2 separate regions of the Homo sapiens genome follow, and region 2 is linked to region 1. Evidence: read pairs that join two places in POLR2A ChIA-PET (ENCODE). Cell type or tissue: endothelial cell of umbilical vein. All regions are shown on one strand.

Evidence for each region. ChIA-PET counts read pairs that join two places held together with the same protein. Peaks named below come from ENCODE experiments on the same cell type or tissue, not always from the same donor. Only the 100,000 strongest peaks of a DNase experiment are listed, where the experiment ranks them.
Region 2: POLR2A ChIA-PET joins it to region 1 with 7 read pairs; 1 of 35 experiments calls an interaction of 5 or more read pairs at or near these places.

The regions. Positions count from the first base shown.
Region 1 is chr16:58,454,012-58,459,011 of GRCh38, reverse strand. All of the region lies in intron 2 of LINC02137 (long intergenic non-protein coding RNA 2137), which reads right to left. Among named protein-coding and RNA genes, the nearest start is that of LINC02137, 35 kb to the right of the region's middle. In endothelial cell of umbilical vein, no CTCF peak of the experiment used is centred here; a DNase peak (open chromatin) is centred at 2,601; H3K27ac peaks cover 1,816 bases.
Region 2 is chr16:57,365,165-57,370,164 of GRCh38, reverse strand. CCL22 (C-C motif chemokine ligand 22) reads right to left here. Exons shown (of 3, transcript NM_002990.5): 3 at 3,976-5,000. Among named protein-coding and RNA genes, the nearest start is that of CX3CL1, 4.8 kb to the left of the region's middle. In endothelial cell of umbilical vein, no CTCF peak of the experiment used is centred here; a DNase peak (open chromatin) is centred at 2,614.

The DNA.
Region 1 (5,000 bases):
CTGGATCAGCCAGGCCCTGTGCTGAGCTCAGGGAGGCACAGAGCTAAGCACATTGCAGCCCTGCCCCTCAATGGGAGCTCCTGAATTGAGGTGGAGAGGCCTGGGTATGCATGAGTAGATGGTGAGGAAGCTGGAACGAGGAAGCGGGTGGGGAAGAGTTCCCGGCCTCAGCCTGGCTCTGGAATTTCACCAGTTACCAGATTATCTGCTCCCTGCTCCTGGGCCACCGTGGACGACTCACTGGTTTTATTGCAATCCCCTTTCTCCCATGATATGTAAGGGCCCTTTGCCCTGCAGGGCCAGCCCCTTGCTATCCTGGTAACTCTGGACACCCCACTGTCTCCTCGGTTCCTGAGGACAGTAGAGCCCCCTCCAGTGCCATTTGCAAATGTCCCTCCACTTCCCCTGGAAACTTTAGCAGGCTCATGGAAACCCAGTTGGTGCTGAGTCAAGGCAAGAGGTGGAACTGATAATATTGTTTACAAATTATAATAGTTATGTATATTCAATGCATAAACCTTATGCAGGGGGAAAATAAAAATCACTAATAATTCCACTGCCTAACAATAGGCAGTGTTAACATTTTGGGGGTATGATCTTCAATGCTTTATATATATACATACGCACATACACACACACACACACACACACCACACATATACACACACACACACAAACACACACATATATACAGTGGCCCTCTGTGTCCATGGGTTCCACATCCATGGATTCAACCAACCACAAATCAAAAATATTAAAAAATAAAATAATGTAACTATAAAGTAATGCAAATAAAAAACAATACAGCATAACAACTATTTACACAGCATTTACATTGTATTAGTTTTTTTGTTTTTTTTTTTTTTTAGATGGAGTTTTTCTCTTGTTGCCCAGGATGGAGTGCAATGGCACGATCTTGGTTCACTACAACCTCCACCTCATTTCAAAGCCTGAGGTTTTGTTTTGATCTTGTATTATGGTGTGTGTGTGTTTTTATTGTTTGTTTGTCTGTTTGTTTTTGAGATGGAGTCTCCCTCTGTCACCCACGCTGGAGTGCAGCAGCCTGATTCTGGCTCACTACAACCTCCGCCTCCCAGGTTCAAGTGATTCTCCTGCCTCAGCCTCCGGAGTAGCCAGGACTACAGATGTGCACCACCACATCCAGCTAATTTTTGTATTTTTAGTAGATACAAGGTTTCACCATGTTGGCCAGGCGGTCATGAACTCCTGACCTCAAGCAGTCCACCCACCTCGGCCTCCCAAAGTGCTGGGATTACAGGCGTGAGCCACCGTGCCCAGCCTGATCTTTGTTATGGTTATGTAAGATGTTATCATTGGGGGAAATTGAATGAAGGCTACACTGGACCTCTCTGTACTAATTTTTTTGCAACTTCCTGTACATCTACAATCATTTCAAAATAAAACAACAACAACCAAAAAAAATTGAGGCAGGCCGGGGATGAACTATTTGACCTCAGTTTCAGAAGCTTCTGTTTTAAACTCTACACTTTGTCACGTGGACCAGAGCTAAGGTTTCCTTGTCTCAGTTTCCCTTGAAAGGTGGGACTTGGTCTAGGGAAAAGCACCCCTCATGGAGAGTGGCGGGTGACCATCCAGGCTCTCCTCCATCATAGTGCTCCTGCAGCCCAAATGTGTGCTTGAGGGGCTGACCTACCCTGCTCTCTGCAGGAGGGGAGAACCCGAAGGGGAAAAAGGGGAGGCACGGTTTCCCTTGTGGGCTCCAGGGAGTTTCTAGGACAGGTAGGAATCTGGCCGAAAGCAGACGAAAAGATGAGACTTGCTCTTTGGAGCTGGGCAAAGCCTTCTCTTTCCTTAGGAAAACCCGTATGTCCAGAGAAACATCTCTCCTGAAGAGCTGGAGAGGGGCCCCCTTTTGGCAGGCTCATCCTTCTTGGGTTGTCATTGGCCCAGCCTCATCTTGGGCCTGAGCTAAAGCCACCCACAGAGCTGGGCATGGGCCACTCCCCAGACCTGGGGCAGACTCAGCTCTATGGCTCACCACCCAGGGGCACTCTCCGTTCTCAGGGGCTGCAGCTTCCCCAGTGTCCTGAGCACCATGACAACAGGGTTGGGTTGAATCAGGTTTCAATCAAGTTTCCAAATAACAGAAACTGGGGAGCCAACTTAGAATGCTGGCTTGAGAGTCCCCAGGATCACCCTCAGGCTTCATGATTTGCTAGGACTCACAGAACTCAGAAAAGCCATTGTACTCGTATTTATCACTTATTGTGGTGTAAGGATACAGATCAAAATCAGTAAAAAGAAAAGGTACAAAAACAAAGTCGCGGGGATATCAGGTGCATGCTTACAGGTGTCCCTTCCTAGTGGATTCACCTGGGAACACACTAATTCTTCCAGCAACAATGTATGATGACTTATGCAAGGTGTTACCAACCAGGGAAGCTCACCCAAGCCTTAGCATCCAGGGTTTTTATTGAGGTCAGTCATGTAAGTATGCATCACCCATGTGACCAACCTTAGCCACCAGTCTCCAGGCCCCCAGAGATCAAACGGACACAGTGGTGTCAGACAAATAAAAACAGGCATTCATCACAAGTTACATTGTTAGCATAAACTCTGGTCAAACTGATACAGTGTGCCAGGAGGCCCCAGACGTACAAAAACATTGTTATCAAACAGGATGCTACAAGGGCTGAGGTTATCTCCCAGAAGGAGTCAAGGGCCAGCCCCTTCTTTGGAATGTGCAGGGTTTGAGCAATACCAGCCTGCTGAGCTAACTCTTTACTGTTCAGATGCCAATCATTTATTTTACCTAATACACGCAGAAATCATCTGTTATCACCATGATTTCATAAAAGAAAGATTTAATGCCAAGAAGGTAGTTTGGACATTATGACAGTGTGGGTGGAGGTCTGTGCTCTCCAAGAGAAAACAGTTGGCTTGATGTCGCTGACTATGAAAATGAAGGGACCAGAAGCCACAAGTGTACACCATGAACCCAACATGGGCTTTTTTTCTTGTTTGTCTGCACAGCTTTGTCTCCAGTCAAGGAAGGGATGACCTGAGAGGCTCAGCCTTCCCTCTGCTCCTGTGCTGGTTCTGAGTCAGATGTCCCTACTCTTGGGCAGGACCAGGCCCTGCTGAGGATGGGAGGGCACGGTATGGAACCCTCCTCCCTTAAGCATCTAAGCCTGTTTGTCCTTTCTTTTCTTGGAACTCATTACTATTACAACTTATTCTGGCAAAGAAGGGAGTCTGTTCTTTTTTAGCAAGTGCTGTGGCCTCTGCCCTGCCCCTTGCCCCAGGCTCTGGTCCCTACTAGGCTGACTCTATGACCCTAGGATAGAACAGCTATTCTTTTTTTTTTTTTTTTTTTCTTTTTGAGACAGGGTCTCATTCCATTGCTCAGGCTGGAGTGCAGTGGTGTGATCATAGCTCACGGTAGCCTCAACCACCTAGGCTCAATCGATCTTCCCACCTCAGCCTCTTGAGTTGCTGGGACTACAGGTGCATGTCGCCACACCTGGCTAGTTCTTGTATTTTTTGTGGAGATAGGGTTTCCCCATGTTGCTCAGGCTGGTCTCAAACTCTTGGACTCAAGCAATTCTCGTATCTCAGCCTCCCAAAGTACTGGGATTACAGGCATGAGCCTCTGCGCCTGGCCAGAACAGCTATTCTTCTAAAGTCTCAACTCACCCCGCTTTCCTCACCATATATCCTCCATGCATAGAGCTGAGCATTAAAGACCTGGGCTGCTGGCCTGTGCAGGCTTCATGGCTTGGAGACAGACAGCCCTGGGTTCCACCATCCACTACCTGGGTGACCTGGAGCAAGTAACCTAACCTTGCAGATCTCTTTGTTTCTCAAGTGGGTCTAATGATAAAGCTTTGAGGAATTAGTGAGTGGGTAACAGCCCAGGGCCTGGTGCCGTTTGAATCCATTGATTAGTAGCTGTGAGGACGATGAATCACGTAGTTTCAGGTGCAAAGCGTGGGGGCAAAGAGAATCCTTGTGATGAGTGCAGTAGGTGCTGTGACACATCCAGCTGCCTTGGAACTGGGTGCTGAGAAGTCAGGGGGGTCCTGGGGCTTCAAGACTTCTGGGGAGGGAGCACAACTCATGCACATGACGAGAAGAGAGCTGGTGGGGCTTTGGGGTTGTGAGGACTGAGGGGCTTGTTCACCGTGGGGTCTTTGCATGTGCATTCTCTCTGTCTGGAGACCTCTTCCTTCCATTTTCTACACCTCCCATTTATCTCTGGAGTGTCCATTTAGACCTCAACTAACCCCTTCATTCCCTGACTCGCCTCCTCTGGGCCCCCTTTGAGCCCCCTGCTTTGTTGTAATAATAATCTGCCATTTATTGTGCCAGGGATAATGCAGAGGGCATTACCTACATATGTTATCTCCTTTGACTCACTCAATATTTAGAGAGCTAGCTGTAGCTTTATTTTTCTGATTTTACAGATGAAGAAACAGATACACAGAAGTGAAGCTGGTGGCTCAACAACCCTCCCTCACTCCATACAGTGGTTGTCTGTGTGCAATTTCATCTGTGCCCTGAACGATGAGCTTCCTGAGGGCAAGGAAGCTTGATCACTGTTTAGCCCCAGATACTTAGTAGATGGGAGCCCTCCACCAGTCCTTGCTGAATGAATGAATGAATGAATGAATGAATGAGTAGATGAATGTTTGTAAAGTGGCAATGCAAGCTGGGAATACCATGGACCACGGACAACAAACAAATATTAGTACCTGTGGTGGGCAGAATAACCCCCCCCCCCCCCAAATCCTAATCCCTGGAACCTCTGAATATGTTATGTTACTTGGCAGAGGGAAAGGAAGGTTGCAGATGGAATGAAAGTTGCTAATCAGCTGACTTTAAAATAGGGACATGATCCTGGATTATCTAGGTGGGTCCAAGGTAATCACGGGGGTCATCAAAAGTGGAAGAGGGAGGCAGGAGGGAACCAAAGAAATGGCAGTGTGAGAAGGATGTGGCTTGACAGTGTTGCTGGA
Region 2 (5,000 bases), 1.1 Mb after region 1:
CCCCTCTCTACAAACATGGTGAAACCCCCTCCCTACAAAAAATATACGAAAATTAGTGTGGTGGCCTGTGCCTGCAGTCCCAGCTGCTCAGGAGGCTAAAGTGGAAGGATCAAGTGAGCCTGGGGAGGTTGAGGCTGCATTGAGCCATGATCATGCCACTGCACTCCAGCTTGGGCACAGAGTGGGACCCTATCTGAAAAAAAATAAATAAATACATCAGCAGGACTCCACCACGGATAAGGGGTGTTCCCTTGGGCAAGTGACTTAACCTCTCTCTGCATTTCAGCTTCCCTATATGTAAAATGGGATGCAAACAGCCACCTCATCAAGCCACCACGACAGTGAATAAAACTAAGGACTTTCACAGTGCCTGGCACGCAGGAGGCATTAGTATCTGTTATTGAGCCCGGTGTGTGCCAGGCAATGTGGTGGGATGGGGGACACAAAGGCAAGTGAGCTGAAGTCCTTGCCCCCAGGAGCTGTAGCTCAGTAGGAGAGAGAAGTTGCCAGCCCTACCAGAGGGCTAGAGGCTGTGGGCTCGGGCAGGAAGGGAGAACTGCATGCTTGTTGGGGAAACAAGAAAGGTGGGTGAGAGAGATGATCTTTCCATCTGAAGATGGGCAGAATTTTGCTTTGTCTCTTTAAAATTTCTGTTTTGGAAAATATTCAACAATACAAAAGAAAGAATCGTACAAAGACTTTCAAATCTCCACCAATGGCTGGGCGCAGTGGCTCACGCCTATAATCCCAGCACTTTGGGAGGCCGAGGTGGGTGGATCACCAGAGCTCAGGAGTTGGAGACCAGCCTGGCCAACATGGTGAAACCCCGTCTCTACTAAAAATACAAAAAATTAGCTGAGTGTGGTGGCGGGTGCCTGTAATCTCAGCTACTTGGGAGGCTGGGAGAGAATTGCTTGAACTCGGGAGGCAGAGGTTGCGGTGAGCCGAGATTGCACCACTGCACTCCAGCCTGGGCAACAAGAGAGAAACTCTGCCTCAAACAAACAAACAAACAAACAAACAAAACCTCTACCACCAATGATTAGCATTTTTTAATATTTGTTTTATCTTTTTTATTTTTATTTTTTAGCCAAACCATTACAAAGTAAATTATAGATGCTTGACACTTTTCCCCTAAATATTCCAGCATGCATCTCCTTAGAATAAAGCTATTGTCTTACATACATGTAATATCATTATCCCATCTAACAAAATTAACAATAATTCCTGTATGTCATCTAACACCCAGTTCATACCCAAATTTCTCCAATTGTCCCCAAAATGTATTTTGTGGTTTCTCCTCTCTCCCTCTTTCCTTCTTCCTGCCTCCTTTCTTCTCTCCCTCACTCCCTTTCTTTTTTATTTTATTCATTTATTTTTATTTTATTTTATTTTATTTTATTTTTTGAGACGGAATCTCGCTCTGTCACCCAGGCTGGAGTGCAGTGGCGCCGTCCCGGCTCACTGCAAGCTCTGCCTCCTGGGTTCACGCCATTCTCCTGCCTCAGCCTCCCAAATATAGCTGGGACTACAGGCGCACGCCGCCACACCCAGTTAATTTTTTTTTTTTTTTGTATTTTTTTTTTTAGTAGAGATGGGGTTTCACTGTGTTAGCCAGGATGGTCTTTATCTCCTGACCTTGTGATCCACCCGCCTTGGCATCCCAAAGTGCTGGGATTACAGGCATGAGCCACCGCGCCCGGCCATTTATTTATCTTTTCGAGACAGGGTCCCTCTCTGTCACCCAGGCAGGAGTGCAATGGTGTAATCTCAGCTCACTGCAGCCTCGACTTCCCAGGCACAAGCGATCCTCCCAGCTCAACCTCCCGAGGAGCTGGGACCACAGGCTCACGCCACCATGCCTGGCTAATTACTGTACTTTTTTTTTTTGTAGAGATGGGGTTTTCCCATGTTGCCCAGGCTGGTCTCAAACTCCTGGGCTCCAGCGATCTGCCCACCTTGGCCTCCCAAAGTGCTGGAATTATAGGCGTGAGGTACCACACCTGGCGCCTCCCTCCCTTCCTTCTTTCTTTCCTTTATTCCCTCCTTGCTTTTATCTTTTGAACGAGGATCCGATCTAGGTTCATGCACTGCATATGGGTATTTTTGAGTCTACACAGACCACTTGCACATTTTTTAATGACTTCAACTTTCTTAAGAGTCAAGTCGGCCGGGTGTGGTGGCTCATGCCTGTAATCCCAGCACTTTGGGAGGCCAAGGCAGGCAGATTACTTGAGGTCAGGAGTTTGAGACCAGCCTGGCCAACATGGTGAAACCCCGTCGCTACTAAAAATACAAAAATTAGGTGGGCATGGTGGCATGCACCTATAATCCCAGCTACTTGGGAGGCTGAGGCTAGGGAATTGCTTGAACCCTGGAGGTGGAGGTTGCAGTGAGCTGAGATCGCGCCACTGCAATCCAGCCTGGGCGGCAGAGTGAGACTCTGCCTCAAAAAAAAAAAAAAGAGCAAAGTCAAGTCCATTGTCTTATACGGTGTTCTCATTCTTAATTTAGTTATTTAGTTATTTCCTTGTGATGTCATCTAATTTGTTCCTCTATCCTATTTATTTCCTGTAAACCGAAAGTTAGATCTAAAGGCTTGATTAGACCCAGGCTACATACTCTTGGCAAGAATCTATTATGAGTAATACTGTACACTTCACATGGACCAGTTGCTCCAATTTTCCTTGGATGGATGGGATTGATGGATCGATGGGTGATTGCTAGACATCTTTATTATAGAAGAATTAGTCCCCTTGTGATTTGCAAGTCAGCTGTGGCATGCTGGGCTGGCACCCTGCCACATGCACCTAGGCAGGATTTTGACAGACCATTCCAGGCAGAGGTGAAAGCCTCACCAAGGTGGAAGGCACAGTACGTATTCAGGGGTGAGGAATGGCTGGATGCCATTGGCTCCAATGGAGGCTGCGGCTAGGCCCAACTGCAGAGAATTGTGAAGCGGGAGTGAAGAATGAGGATGCTGTTCACAGGCCAGAGAGAGCTGGGAAGGTCTTGGACTGAGGGATAACTAGAGTAATGATGAGAAAAAAAAATGGGTAGCACTGGACGGCAAAAATTTCCTCTGGGGTGGGGTGGGGGTGGTGAGAATGGGGGTGTCCTTGTCCCCACCTTCCACAAGCCCTCAGGTGGCCAGGACCCTGTGCCCCAGAGAGCAGGGAGCCTGTGCTGTTCTTGAGGGATATGAGGGACTCCCCAGCCCTGGAAGTAGCACAGAAACAGCTCTGGAGAGGAGGATGGGGAGATCGGGGCACTCCTGCAGGACCAGGATGGGAGAAGGGATGGGCATGACCAGGGGGCCTCCCCTGCCGCCACCTCCAGGGCCCCTGGGACCCAGTCCCACCCAGCTCTCCCAGCTTATCTTTTCTGGCCAGTAAGGAGGATTGCCCACGTGTGCTTAGCATTTCCTCTGCCTGTGACCACGCTGGCTGTACCAGAAGGAAGGGGTCTCGGTCCCTGAAATGACCACATGGAAGGTTGCCTAAGACTGAGAATGCTTGATTAGACTTCGTGTGAGAAGAAATAGCTTCTGCTGAGTTGAGCCACTGAGATTTGGAGGTGTTTGTTGCAGGAGGTAGCCTTTCCTGACTAATACTCCCTCCCTTTCTCCAGTGTCTGCCCGTGCAGGGGGAAGGTGAAGGCTGAGTGGCTGAGTGATTATGCTGCTGAAAGCTCGAGATGTGGGGACTGCTTTAATGGTTTCATCAAATCCTCCTGACAGCTGGTCCCAAGGTGGGCTGGGAACTCTGGGACAAATGTCTGGGCTTCTCCATCAGCACCTGTGCAGCCACCTCCCAGGCCCTTGTGTCCAGCCCTGACTCCCACCACTCACAGGGTGACCTTGGGCAAGTCACCACCTATTTCAATGGGAAGGCTTCCCCAGTGGGATAGAGGGGATCATGGTGCCCCCTGCCCCATCTCACAGGGACAGCAAATGCCAGGAAACCAAAGCAGACACTATTTTAAAGGATTTATTTTCCAGCAGTCCTGAGGGGCAAGGACAGGACAGGAGGGAGAAGGAGATCCCAGGACGCTTGAGGGCCCCGTTCATGGGCAGTAGGCAGATTCGTCCTTCTAGTGCCTGTGGTAGGCAGGTTGACCCTGGGTTCGGGAGGGACACAGGCCCTGGATGACACTGAGCTGGATGCCTAGGCAGTGTCACTCCCCACACTTTCAACCTGAGCCCCACAGCAAGCCTATAAGGTGAACATTCTCACTGTGATTTGTCAGGCTGGGTTCAGGGAGTGAAATGGCCTCCTCCAATTCCACAGGTTCAAATACCCTGCAGAGCGGCACCAGCCTCCCTCAGAAAGGACCAGACACTTGTAACATTTATGTCCTTTACCTGGGACACTGCTGTCCCATACTTGCTGTATGAAAAGAATATTTCTCAAGAGGAAGAGGAAGCCAGGCGCAGTGACTCACGCCTGTAATCCCAGCACTTTGGGAGGCTGAGCCAGGAGGATCGCTTGAGCCCAGGAGTTTGAGACCAGCCTGGGTAACATGGCAAAACCCCGTCTCTACAAAAATCAGCCAGAAAGGCATAGATAGACCCAAATCCCAGTCTTTAGCCTGGCCCAACCACCTGAGAATGGTCTCTACCCAGGATTCCTTCACTCAATTACACCCTACTCTTTGCCTCCTGCCACAGACAGAGAGAGAGAGCGCTACGCTACCACAGCCAGCTTCCTCCCAGGGCCAGGAAAGCTCCACCTTGTCCCCCTCTCACAGTTCCTAAAATTCTTCCATTCATCTATTTGGCCTCTTAAGTATTTACTCTGTTTTCAAATACATATATAACTCCAGCTTATAATACCAAGTCAAAGGTAGTCTTTCACACCATAGCATGAATTTGATTGTCAGCTATTTAAGGAAGGAGGCAGGGAAAGTGGAATGGGGGGTACTCTGAAGAGGCCAGGCCTGGGTATTGGAGGTTGGAGGACCACCCAAAAAAAGCCTGAGGGGAGAAGGAAATGTAAGCA